Regions from separate parts of the Homo sapiens genome. Here all the other regions are linked to region 3. The links are chromatin contacts, found by Hi-C or POLR2A ChIA-PET in ENCODE. All regions are on one chromosome and are shown on one strand. The core of a region is the stretch at or near the end of the contact, and the rest is flanking DNA. Distances in the headings are between cores, read along the strand shown.

What was found. Hi-C counts contacts between places; a loop is a spot of excess contacts on that map. ChIA-PET counts read pairs that join two places held with the same protein, here RNA polymerase II (POLR2A). Pooled maps may share reads with other maps.
Region 1: a loop to region 3 is called in a map of endothelial cell of umbilical vein, with 2.3 times the contacts of the local background. The contact joins the enhancer-like site here to the promoter of TNRC6A in region 3. A Hi-C loop is called at or near these places in 3 of 168 maps with a recorded cell type or tissue (chondrocyte, endothelial cell of umbilical vein and gastrocnemius medialis), 1 of 37 single-sample maps with no recorded cell type and 3 of 50 pooled maps. POLR2A ChIA-PET finds 5 or more read pairs at or near these places in 2 of 52 experiments (BJ and HEK293).
Region 2: a loop to region 3 is called in a pooled map, with 5 times the contacts of the local background. The contact joins the enhancer-like site here to the promoter of TNRC6A in region 3. A Hi-C loop is called at or near these places in 4 of 37 single-sample maps with no recorded cell type and 13 of 50 pooled maps. POLR2A ChIA-PET finds 5 or more read pairs at or near these places in 4 of 52 experiments (B cell, activated CD4-positive, alpha-beta T cell, activated CD8-positive, alpha-beta memory T cell and 1 more).

What each region holds. Positions count from the first base shown.
Region 1 is chr16:24,986,577-24,990,750 of GRCh38, forward strand. All of the region lies in intron 1 of ARHGAP17 (Rho GTPase activating protein 17), which reads right to left. Among named protein-coding and RNA genes, the nearest start is that of ARHGAP17, 27 kb to the right of the region's middle. RefSeq lists an enhancer at 1,872-2,475. Within about 2 kb of position 2,560, at least 24 of the 41 ENCODE cell types and tissues checked have a DNase peak (open chromatin) inside an H3K27ac peak, as active enhancers do; they include endothelial cell of umbilical vein, where a contact is called at or near this core.
Region 2 is chr16:25,046,774-25,051,384 of GRCh38, forward strand. No RefSeq gene overlaps it. Among named protein-coding and RNA genes, the nearest start is that of LINC02175, 18 kb to the right of the region's middle. RefSeq lists a silencer at 2,755-3,049. Within about 2 kb of position 2,003, at least 41 of the 41 ENCODE cell types and tissues checked have a DNase peak (open chromatin) inside an H3K27ac peak, as active enhancers do; they include B cell, where a contact is called at or near this core.
Region 3 is chr16:24,726,770-24,731,324 of GRCh38, forward strand. It overlaps TNRC6A (trinucleotide repeat containing adaptor 6A), which reads left to right and starts at 2,882. Exons shown (of 25, transcript NM_014494.4): 1 at 2,882-3,077; 2 at 3,484-3,531. The coding sequence starts at 3,073. RefSeq lists a silencer at 2,911-3,220.

The sequences.
Region 1 (4,174 bases), core at 1,310-3,809, 260 kb after region 3:
CATGCATTTGTGTGCTATCTATGGCTGCTTTTGAGCTTCAACAGCAGAACTGAGTTGTTGCGAAAGACATCACCGTATGACCTGCAGAGCTCAAAATATTTGTTATCCAGCCATTTACAGAAAATGCTGGCCAACCCCAGGTCTCTATTAGTAACTCTTGCAGGATGTGGTGCAAACCTTGATAGCTAACTTTTTAGAATCACTTTGAGGATGGGTGAGGCTGGGCTGGAGGTGTATTTTCTCTTCCTCGACATTCTGCCTCATAGGCAAGCAGCAGCTGCCAAAATGAACAGGGGTGGCTGCCTCTGATAATTCAGTCCAAATGCGGAGGCACAGCCCAGTGCTGGTGACACTGGTGACAGGAAGAAATCAGAAGTTATGTCCCTCCTGCACCTACGCACCTCCATCCACTCACCTCCTCAAAAACACTGAAGTATTTTAATCACTGTTTGCTTTCTGGTCTCTACTGATAAACATATTTCGGGACAAGACCTAAATAAACACAGTTCTCTACCCAAGAGTTCAGCAACAATAAACATTTCAGGCTTGCAGACCATACTGTCTCTATGTAATGACTCAGCTTGCCACTGCAGCACAAAAGCTGCCACAGACATTGTATAAATGAACGGACCTGGCTGTGCCCCAATAAACCTTTATTTATGGACACTGAAATGTGAATTTTGCCTAATTATCGTACGTCATGAACTACTGTTCCTCTTTTAATGTTTTCAAGTATTTAAAAATGCCAAAACCATTCTGAGCCTGCAGCAGCCGCATTTAGCCCACAGACCAGAGTTTGCTGACCCCTGATCTATGTACAAGTGAAGTCCATTTTCCCATGAAACTTCAATCCTTTTTAATCACTTCCCAAATCCAAATTCTTCTTACTCAGAAGGGGGATTTCTACGTTTTCCCAACTTGCATTTCAGAGGTTGAGAGACGCTGGCTTTTCAAGACTTTTGCCAAATTGCTCCTTTTCAATCCTTTCAGCCATTCTGGGGCCTTGAGAGCAGGGGCTCATCTTTCTACCACCAAGAGCACCCCCAACCCAAGGATGGCAAATATGTGGCCGAGGCGCCAACACTAGCATCAAACATCAATGGCTCCCACTGCCTCTGGGCTCACAGGGCTGTTGGTTTTTGGTTTACAATTTCACATGAGAGATCACTGTTCTGCTGGCTTTTACACTTGCACACTGACTGATACGTCAATTAAAATGAAAAAATGAAGCATGGAGAGAATTTTTAATGAGCTCATTTTCAATGCTAGTTACCAGGAAATATCTGACGCATTTTTGAGAAATAAGACAGACTGTGACTAATCTACCAAGGATCTGAATATTGTATGTAGGGTAACAACATAAACATTACTGCATGCAACATGATTTGTATTCACAGTGAAATTACAGAGCCCACCCAGGGCTAGGCAGTGGATTTCATTCTGCTGGGAATCTGATTTTGTGCAACACTGTCACCTCCCGTTACAAGTGTTTACAAAATCCACCTGAGCCTCTGAGCCCAGTTTGGATGCAATAGTTTGATTTCATAGTGAGCTGGAGGACTACTGAATGAGTTTTTACTGTTTTATCTCATTAGATTAGCTGTCGTCTTAGATTTCTGGGAAGGAATCTAAAATCTACTTAATTGGATTTTTAAAATAAACGACTCTCTGAAACTTTAAAAATGAAGCAATTTGTTATACCTGCCACAAAGCAGTTTAAAAGCCGTAAGAGAGTTTACAGAACTCTAAAGGGATGTTATTGGGAAAAAATTGTTCCCATGCCTAACACTGAAAAGAAAAAGGATACTTAACGGGGGGAAATGATTCAACAGAAAATATTTTGGCAATGACGTGGGAAAAATAGATCTAATAGTTCTATACTCTGCATTATTTCCCCAAATGATGGTATTTTGCCCATGTATTTACAGCTTCTCTAGGACAGGGTTATAACATTTAATTTTTACTTTAAATGACAATAAAAGCCTTCTCAATCTTAACTTAATCTTGATAATATTATTTGAATTCCAGTGACTAAGATGAACAGTTACATTTTACCCTAAATTGAATTGAGGTTTATCGTTTTCCTGCACATGTAAGCTTACCCACGCAGCGTTTTGTTCGGTCAGTTGGCTTTTTCCCCTCTGGCACATGAAATGGAATCTATTTGCTATCCCTGCTCTAACCACGTGGCCTGTCTCAAAGCTCCACCACCGATTCTTGCTTATAGCAAAATCTGAAAGAAATCTCCCTTCTGCCACCAACCACCTCAACGGCCTCTCAGGCATTCCAAGTGCCTTATTCCCCAGCCTGCTCCAGTCACTCATGGTACCTGCTTGGACCTGGAGGCAGCTGAGTTTGAGATTTTAAAACTCATTTAAGCAGGCAAAAATATGTGAGAAATATTTTGCAAAATATTGCAATGCAGACAGTACATCCACATAGAGCTACTGCCTAAGGGAAAGGAGCTCAGGAGGAGTCCAGTTTACTGCTCTGGTGAGGCAGCCAGAGGCTAGGAGGAGCTGAAAAGCCACACAAAAAGTCTAAAGCAAAAGTGCCCAAGGCCAGGCCACACAATGTCAGGGGCTCCCTCCACACCTGGGCTCTGACTCAGTGCTGTGACTGATGGCTGCTGGGGAGGTGCACAGCGTCTGAAGACAGGTTGTGCAGGCTCCCTTCCAAACTAGGTCAGCACATTTGGACTTTGACAAGCTCATCCCCATAAAAACAGGTTGTAAATGTTAAGTTCTCAGTCCAACTTACAAGGACTCATTTAGCTCACAGATTATCTAAGAGACAGCCCTGGCAGGGGCCTATTGAGTTTTCTGAGCCACTCAGAAAAATAGTAAAAATAAAAACTAGTGGAAAAAGATCTAGGAGGTAACAGTGGTTCTTAACCAGAGCTACACATGACAGTCCTGGAGGCTCTGAAAATAATACAGGTGATGCCACTTATATGAAATGGCCAGAAAACGGGAATCTATAGAGGCAGAAAGTAGATGAGTGGTTGGCTTTGGGGGTGGGGGGAATGGGGATTAACTGTAAAGAAGTATGAAGGCTCTCATTTGGGGTGACAAAAATGTTCTACAATTGGGTTGTGGTGATGGTTACACAACTCTGTAAATTTACTACAAATCATTGAGTTCTACACTTAAAATGAGACATTTTTTGAAATATGTCAGACACAGAAAGATATATACCACATGTTCTCATTCATATGTGGGAGCCAAAAAAAATAACGTCATAAAAGTAGAGAGTAGAATTGTGGTTATTAGAGGCTGGGAAGCATAGGGTGGAGGAGAGATAGGGAGAGGTTAATGGATAGGGATAAATAATTATAGCTAGATGGGAGGAATAAGTTCTAGTATTCTATAGCACTGTAGGGTGAATATGACTAACAATAACTTAGTGTGTATTTTCAAAAATCTAGAAGAGGATTTTGAATGTTCACAATACAGGCACAAACGTTCAAGGTGATGGATACGATAATTATGCTGATTTGATCATTACACATTGTAAACATATCAGAATATCACTCTATATCCCATAAATATGTACAAACATTGCAGCCAACTAAAGATAAAAGGGGAAAATGGGTAAATTTTATGATCTATAAAATATATCTCATAGGTTGGGCACAGTGGCTCATGCCTGTAATCCCGGCACTCTGGGAGGCCAAAGTGGGAGAATCACCTGAGTCCAGGAGTTCAAGACCAGCCTGGGCAAGACAGGGACACCTCCATCTATACAAAAAATAAAAAACTTAGCCAGGCATGGTGGTGCACACCTGTAGTCCCAGCTACTCAGAAGGTTGAAGTGGGAGGATTGTTTGAGCCCAGGAGGTCAAGACTTCAGTGAGCCACGATCGTGCCACTGCACTCCAGTCTGGGCATCAAAGCAAGATCTTGTCTCAAAAAAAAAAAAAATTAAAACAATTAGCTGGGCATGGTGGTGAGCACTTGTAGTCCAGCTACTTAGGAAGCTTAGGTAGGAGGGTCATTTGAGCCTGGGAAGTGGAGACTGCAGTGAGCCAAGATCACACCACTGCACTCCAGCCTGGGCAACAGAGTGAGACCATGTCCCCCACAAAAACACAAATACACACACACCCCTCATAAGGTTGTCAAAAATAATAATACTGATGCCTGGACCCCAACCTAAAACAAATGAATTAGAA
Region 2 (4,611 bases), core at 753-3,252, 320 kb after region 3:
ATTTTTATCAGATATATATATGTTGTAAATACACACACACACACATATATACATGAAACATATATATATATGAAAATGTAAAATACCATTTGCAATAGCATCAGGCCAGGCACGGTGGCTCATACCTGTAATCCCAGCACTTTGGGAGGCCAAGGTGGGAGGATCCCTTGAGCCCAGGACTTTGAGCAACATAGGCAACATAGTGAGACCTTGTCTCTACAAGAAAGTGAACCAAATTAGCTGGGTATGGTGGCGAGTACCTGTAGTCACAGCTACTTGGGAGGCTGAGGTGAGAGGATAGCTTGAGACTGGGAGGGTTGAAGCTGCAGTGATCTGTGATCATACCACTGCACTCCAGCCTGGGTGACAGAGAGATCCTGTCCCAAAAAAAGAAAAAAGGAAAAACAGCATAAAAACAGTAGCATCAAAAATCATTAGAATAACTCTAATGAAAGACATGAAAACACCTTTACCAGAAAAGTATTGTGAGAGAATACTTTTACTCTCTCACTAAAATATTGGTGAGAGAAATTAATAAATACTTAAATAAGGAAGAGGTTACTTTGTTCATATATTAGAAGACCTGATATTAAGATGTCTGTTCTCCCCAAATTGATCTATGGAGTCAATGCAATCCCAGTTAAAATCCTATTTGTTTTTTTTTTTGAAGAAACTAACAAGTTGATTCTAAAATTTATATGGAAATGCAAAATATCTAGAATAGCAAAAAAAAAAAAAAAAGAGCAAAGTTGGAGAACTTAAACTGCTAATTTTTTATACCACTTAATTTTAAGACTTACTATAAAGCTACACTAATCAAAACATTGGTCTTGACATCACAATAGACAAATATATCAGTGAAACTGAGTCCAGAAATAGACCTGCATACGTACTGTCAGTTGATTTTTGCCCAGAGCGAGTAAGTCAATTTTCTGGTGGAAGGAAGGAAAGTCATTTAATTTCTTTTTTTTTTTTTTAAGAGAGGGTCTTCCTCTGTCGCCCAAGATGGAATGCAGTGGTATGATCATGGCTCACTGCAGCCCCAGCCTCCTGAGCTCAAGTGATCCTCCCACCTCAGCCTCCCAAGTAGCTGGGAATGCAGGTGTGTACTTCCATGTCCAGCTAATGTTTTGTTGTTTTTTGTTTGTAGAGACAGGGTCTCACTGTGTTGCCCAGGTTGGTCTCGAACTCCTGGGCTCAAGCAGTACTCACACCTCAGCCTCCCAAAGTATTGGGATTGTAGGTGTGAGCCACTGCCCAGCCAGGAAATTATTTTTAATGAATAATTCTAGATCAACTGGATATTCACATGAGGAAAGAAATTAACCTTCACCCCATCTCATGCCATACACACAAATTAGTTGGTAATTGTTCATAAACCTAAACATAAAAGCTAGAATCGTAAATCTTACACATGAAAACATGGGAGAATATCTTTGCAACCATGGGGTGGGCAGATATTTTGTGAGTAGAACACAAAATGCACTTACTACAAAGGAAAAATAAATACATTAAGAAAATGTACAGGCAAACCATATAATATTTGCAATACGTGGTAAGGGTTTTATTCTTTTCCCAAAGTACTTTGGTATTACTCAGGTCTGTGGCATCTTGCATGATATTCTGTATTTACTGGCTTTTTGTTGAGTTAGATACAGAACATTGATCCAAGAGAATTTTCTGATTGGGTTTCCCCATTTCTTTTACCTTCGTGTGAATGTTGCTCCCTTTGCCATTTATGCTTTGCCCAATATTCAGTGACTGCTTACAACAGAGACAGATTTTAGATCATATTATTCTTTGTAAAGTAAAGAGACATTAGATGAAAGCAAAAGGCAACACGGGCAGTCTCCTCTGGAAGGGAATTGCAGCCTATATGAGTCTTCCTGGTTATTGAGGATTGAGGCTCAGCTTTTTAGGTGACTCAGCATTTAAGTCCTGGCACATTAACTATATACTAGCCACAGACCTGAAAGGAGGAAGGGAGACGAAGCCTAGCTCTGTTTCAGTACAGCGTCTTTTGCCCTTAAGACTGCTTCCTGGCCAGGCGTGGTGACTCATGCCTGTAATCCCAGCACTTTGAGAGGCTGAGGCGGGCGGATCACTTGAGGTCGGGAGTTCGTGACCAGCCTGGGCAACACGGTGAAACCCCGTCTTTACTAAAAATACAAAAATTAGCCGGGCATGGTGGTGGGTGCCTGTAATCCCAGCTACTATTTAAGTCCTGGCACATTAGCTGTATACTAGCAACAGCCCTGAAAGGAGGAAGGGAGACGAAGCCTAGCTCTGTTTCAGTACAGCGTCTTTTGCCCTTAAGACTTTGCTTCCTGGCCAGGCGTGGTGACTCATGCCTGTAATCCCAGCACTTTGGGAGGCTGAGGCGGGCGGATCACTTGAGGCCAGGAGTTTGTGACCAGCCTGGGCAACACGGTGAAAACCCGTCTCTACTAAAAGTACAAAAATTAGCCGGGCATGGTGGTGGGTGCCTGTAATCCCAGCTACTCGGGAGGCTGAGGCACGAGCATCAGTTGAACCCCGGAGATGGAGGTTGCAGTGAGCCAAGATCATGCCACTGCACTCCAGCCTGGGCGACAGAATGAGAGTCTGTCTCAAAAAAAAAAAAAAAAAAAAAAGATTTTGCTTCCTGCCTTCCGTTTATAAACCAATAATAAAACCAACAGGAAATAGAAACTAAAAATGAAACTAAAAGGTATAAAAGAACAATAGAATTAAAGTTGGAGGTAGTGCCATATCTTACAGACCACAAGCAGCATGCAGTTGAAATTCTAAATCTGAGATTTTAATGCTGAACATAGTTGAATTTTGCAATCTCAAATACATGTACAGTGATGCCTTCGGGTAACAGCTGCCCGCATATATGGTGGTGGCGGTCCCACGGGAATTTTTCAGCTCTATTATCTTATCACCTAGTGACGTAGCTGTCCTAATGTCTTAGCACGGTACATCACTCATGAGCTTATGTGGATGCTGGTGTAAACAAACCTACCGTGCAGCCTGTCCTATAAAAGTGTAACACATACAATTATGTACAATACATGAAACTTGATCATGATAAAAAACTGTGTTAACGGTTTATGTATTTACTATGCTGTACTTTTTATTGTTATTTTAGAATAACAACTTGCTGACTCACCCAGAGCAACTACTTATTAACAAAAAGTTAACTGTAAAAGCCCTCAGGCAGGTCCTTCAGGAAATATTCCAGAAGAAGAAATCATTATCTTGGGAGATGTCAGCTCCATTCATGTTATTGCCCCTGGAGACCTTCCAGGGGAACAAGATGTAGAGGTGGTGGAGAGTGATATTGATGGTGCTGACTCTGTGTAGGCCTAGGATAATGTATGTGATTGTGTCTTAGTTTTTTTTTTCTTTTTTTTTTCTTTTTTTGAGACAGAGTCTGGAGTGTAGTGGCACGATCTTAGTTCACTGCAACCTCCACCTTCCAGGTTCAAGCGATTCTTCTGCCTCAGCCTCCTGAGTAGCTGGGATTACAGGCATGTGCCACCATGCCTGGCTAATTTTTTGTGTTTTTAGAAGAGACGGGGTTTCACCATGTTGTCCAGGAAGGTCTCGAACTCCTGACCTTGTGATCTGCCCACCTCAGCCTCCCAAAGTCCTGAGATTACAGGCGTGAGCCACTGTGCCTGGCTAGCATACACTGCTTTTAAAGTTTACACAGTGTAATGTCCTGCGTCTTCACACTCACTCACCCCTCACTCACTGACTCACCCAGGGCAACTTCCAGCCCTGTAAACTCCATTCAGTGCAGGTGTCCTATAGAGGTGGATCATTTTTAGCCTTTTATACTGTATTTGTAGTGTACTTTTTCTATGTTTAGCTGTGTTTAGATACACAAATACTTAACATTGTGTTACAGTTGCCTTCATTATTCAATACAGTAATGTGCTGTAGAGATTTGTAGCCCAGGAGCAATAGGCTATACCATGTAGCCTGGGTGTGTAGTGGGCTGTACCATCTAGGTTTCCGTAAGTGCTCTCTGTGCTGTCTGTACAACGAAATCACCTAAGAATGCATTTCTCAGAATGCATCCCCATTGTTAAGCAACACATGACTTTATGCGCACAAACAGATACACACACGTACACATACGCATATCATTTAAACAACTCAAGTGTTATGAGGGATAAAACAAATGTTCAGGGGTAGGAACATCTAAATCCAGGTGGGTATGTTTCAAAACCCACATTATGGCTCACGTCTCTAATCCCAGCACTTTGGGAAGCGGCAGTGGATGGATTCAACACCAGCCTGGGCAACAAGATGAAACCCCATCTCTACAAAAAATACAAAAATTAGCTGGGTGTGGTGGTGTGTGCCTGTAGTCCCAGCTACTTGGGAGGCTGAGGTGGGAGAGACACCTGAGCCCAGGGAGGTTGAGGGTGCAGTGAGCTGTGATCACACCACTGCACTCTAGCCTGGGCAACACAGTGAGATCCTGTCTCAAAAAAAAAAAAAAAAAAGAAAAGAAAAGAAAAGAAAAGAAAAAAAAGGAAGGAAAACATACATTAAACCTTCAGTTACCTAGTTAATAGAATTAAGTTCCGCAGCTGAGGAAACTGCCTCAACCTA
Region 3 (4,555 bases), core at 1,632-4,131:
GAAATATTCAGTAGAGAGAATGATTACTTAGTAAAAAGAAAAGATAGTAACAGGAAAAGATCCCTTAGAGGGTCCCACATAAGGAATCAGTGCTGATCTTATATTGTCATTTTTCTTCGATGTATGCACCAAGTTTAAGTAAGAGATAATTTAAAAGTGACTAGCATGACCTCATATAAAACACTCTACATTGCAGCCCAGGAGGGCTCAGATGGGATGTCCAATCACTGTCAACAAACCTTCTGGAAATCACATCTTTTTTTTTTTTTTTTTCCCTAAGGTGGAGTTTCACTGTTGTTGCCCAGGCTGGAGTGCAATGGTGTGATCTCAGCTCACTGCAACCTCTGCCTCCTGGGTTCAAGCGATTCTCCTGCCTCAGCCTCCCAATTAGCTGGGATTACAGGCATGCACCACTATGCCTGGCTAATTTTTTATTTTTACTACAGGCCGGGTTTCCTCATGCTGGCCAGGCTGGTCTCAAACTCCTGACCTCAGATGATCTGCCCACTTCGGCCTCCCAAAGTGCTGGGATTACAGGCATGAGCCACCGCGCCTGGCCAAGAAATCATATCTTATTAGCTTTGCTGGAGCTGGGAATTAGTTCCAGGCTTTCTCAACCTTGGTGCTATTGGCATTTTGGTTCAGATACTCCCGTGTTGTAGGGGACTGTCCTACGCATCGTAGAATATTTAGTAGAATCCCTGGTCTGTAGCTATCAGATACCAATCAGTAGCATCCAGTGTGACAACCAAAAAGTTCATTGCTAAATGTCCCCAGGGGTAGGGATGGGGGCAACATTGTCCCAATTAAGAATCACTGAGTCATTAAAACCTAAAAAAGTCTAATAAAAAAAAAATCAGCCAATCTTAACAGCTGTGCAAATGTTGATAAATATGACTGTTTTCATTGCCTTATGTTGTTGTGAAAAATTATTCCTAAACCTGGTATGAAAGCATATTGTGCCATTACGTATATGTTCATATTTTTAAACTCCTAATGAAACACCATAGTAACTTTTAAACATTTTAAGTAGAAAGGATTATGAAAGAAAAACAAATATGTGTGTAGGTAAATGAACCTCAGGGATGATAGCAGGAAAAGGAAAGTCACTAGCATTTATTCGGTGCCCACTACATTTTATATTTTGTAAACCTGATTTTTTTTTTCAAAAAAGTGTTTTTTATATGCTCATCGCAAAAAAGAAAAAAACAGATACACTAAAAGAAGAAAATGAAAAAAAGTCATAATCAGTTAACGTTTTGGTGCATATGTTTCATGACTTTCTGTGCATTCATTCACTAGCTTAACCTATCGGAGAGGACAGGAACCCAACATGTCTAGGGAAGTTTTGTTTGTTTTTAACGGGAGAGATTCAAGCATGTTGTAAAGCCAGTTGAAGCTGGGCGCGGTGGCTCACGCCTGTAATCCCAACACCTTGGGAGGCCGAGGGGGGCGATCACCTGAGGTCAGGAGTTCAAGACCAGCCTGGCCAACATGACGAAACCCCGTCATTACTAAAAATACAAAAATAGCTAGGCGCAGTGGTGCGTGTCTGTAATCCCAGCTACTTGGGAGGCTAAGGCAGGAGAATTGCTTGAACTCGGGAGGCGGAGGTTGCGGTGAACGGAGATCGCGCCACTGCACTCCAGCCTGGGAGACAGAGCGAGACTCCGCCTAAAAAAAATGATAATATAATAAAAAAATAAAAAAAAAAGCCAGTTGAAGAACTTAGGTTAGAAAAAGGAGAATGGGATGATCCACAGAGTGGGGTTTCTGAGAAAGTAAAGGTTATAGATTTTAAGCACAGAGGAGGAATTATCTTTAAATTAGAAGAAAAAGCTTGATGAGAGGTTGGAAAGAACACACGCAAGTGAAAATATGTATCTTACTGTATCTACATGTATGTGTATTGTTGTATCTACCTGCAGATATGTATGTCTTATTGTATCTACATGTAGGTATGTATGTATACTTTTAATGTACACATATGCATCTGTGTCTACATATATACATATCTTAGTCTATCTACATGTATGTATCTTACTGTGTCTACACTAAGATGTTTCTTACTGTGTGAGCTACGTTGGAACCTGCTTTTTCATTTATTCTATTGCAACCATTTCCTCCATGCCGGGATTATTCCTCCACATCATTTTTACAGTGTCCTAATACATGCCAGTAGCTGTTTTTGAAGCCATCTAGTAGCGCTGGACATTTTGGCTGTTTGCAATTTTTCACCATCATCAATACCACAGCTTAGTATCTCGAAGGTGAAATATTTGCAGATACCCAGAATTATTTCCTGAGCAGAAAATCCGTGCAGGCGGAACTGCTGAGTCAAAGGTCGGTGGATAAAAATCGCTTTTAAGCCTCACAACCCGCCTCAGGTATGCATTCTTTACCTGAGGAGGAACAGAGAAGCAGAGAGGTTAAATAACTGGCCCAAGGTCAAAAATAATTAGAAGTGGCTGAATTCAAAAGCCGCGCGGGCTCATCAGGCTGCAGTTGGGGTAAAATTTGCGTTTTAGGCAATTTTTTTTTTTTTTTTTTTTGGCGTGTGTCAGTGGGGGAGGGGCCGGGCGGCGGGTAGGAAACTTGTGTCGCAGCAAAGAAGGAGGAGGAGGGGAGGGACTCCCCTCCTCGGTCAGACCGGAGCCGGCCGCACCGAAAAAGGTTGGACTCGGGACTCCGCAGGCCCCCCCAGCCACTCCGCGGGGCGCCTCGGAGGCTGTGACCTCCAGGGAGGTCCGGCTGGGTGCAGCGTGACACGCCGGGGCGGTTGCCAAGGACCTGCCCAATCTGCGGGTCCAGTTGCTAGGGCCTCCATCTTGGGGGCCAGTGGCCGTGGCGCCCCCGGAAGGGGTTGCCGAGTGGGGCATTCACTTCCGGTCTGGGGCCTGCGGCGGCGGCGGTGTCGGCGGCGGCGGCGGCGGCGGCGGCGGCGGCGGCAGCGGGTCGGTGTAGAAAATGGCGCTGGTGCAGCGGCTCGGGCCTCTCCCCGCGGCGCTGCGGAGGGCTTGAGGCTCGCGAGCCTCCTTCGCCGCGCCCCACTTGCTCGTGCACTTTACACACATGAGGTGAGCGGAACAAGGGCCTCCCTCCGGGCGGGAGGAGCCGCGGGCGCTGCCGCAGGGCCCGCAACCCGCGGCGGCGGCAGCAGAGGCGGCGGCGCCGGGCGTCCCCGAGACTTCGGGCCTCGGCGGGAGGGCGCAGGCTGCGTTGCTGCGGAGGCCGAGCGGGCGGCCCGGGGGAGCCTCGCTGCGCCGCGCCGCGGGGGCCAGGCCGGGGTTGCGCCTCGCCCGCGCCGCGGGACCGCAGTCCGGGCTGCAGCCCCGCAGCTTTGTGAGTCCCCCTCCCCCCGTCCTCTCCCCTCCCCCATCCGGCCCCGGCGCGAGCCTCTGCCGCAGCAGCTCCGTTTTCACGCGCATCTCGTTTTTGTGTGTGTGTTTTTGTTTTGTTTTTGTTTTTGTTTTTTTGTTTCAGAGAATTGGAAGCTAAAGCTACCAAAGACGTAGAAAGAAATCTTAGCAGGTAAGATGGGCGAGCTTTCCGTCTCCCGCCCCACGATAATCGTATATTTCTACTCCGATTCGCCTTTTCTGGGTTGAGAAGTTCCCCCGTGACATTTTCTTCCGCACCCGGAGAGCAGACATTCGGGAGAAGCGGCCTGGGGGAATACTGGAGGGATTGCGGGGAGATGCGTAATTACGCGTGTGTTTCTTTCTTTAAAAAAAAAAAAAAAAAGCGCAAAGCAATTCTTGTAAACTTAGTTAAAGCATTCTCACCCTTTTAGAATTTAATTAGGGGACTTGTGCATTAATTACTATTGTAAATGGTTGCAGGCATTGTGTGACTCATGATTGAGGCGGCCCTTATGGCGGGCTGTCAAACTGTTTTGGCTTCCCCGTTATTACTTTGTAGCTCAAATTGTTGCTTTTATAAAAAGATACTATGTGTTCGCATTCCCCCCCGCCCCCCCCCCCCCCCCATACATTGTAGTCAGGCGGATTCTGTTGCATTGGACACAGTTTTGTCCTTGAACTTTACCAAGCATAAGCTGCGTTTTGTTTTCCTTCGAAACTCCATTTCTGTCCATGTTCGGTGTGTGCTCTTTTTATCAGCTGGTAAAATAATTAAAAATCTTTTCTCCAGAAGAGGTTATCGTTCCTGTTGGGCCCTGCTGCTTTTGCATCACCGTGAAGGGAGAATTTTTTTTTTTTTTTAAACGATGTCTTTATGGAATGGAAATATTTAGCTTCATTGAGCTGTAATTGCTTAAGCATCAAGGAATTGTACTGTATTTAACTCCTTTTCACATTCATTTTCTTTCCTACCGTCTTTTCCTTTCTTATTCCCCTTTTTCTTTTGCATCATATTGGGACACTCAGGGAAACTTAGCCAATTAACCAAATCCGTGAATAGCTTTCTTTTTTTCTTTTTTTTCACTTGTTGAAAATAAAATGAAATTTCTCCTATCTCAGGTTTTAATGTAGTTTGCTCTTGATGATTGCGGGTTTTAGGTTTACATTGGGGTTTTTAACACTCACATTTCAAA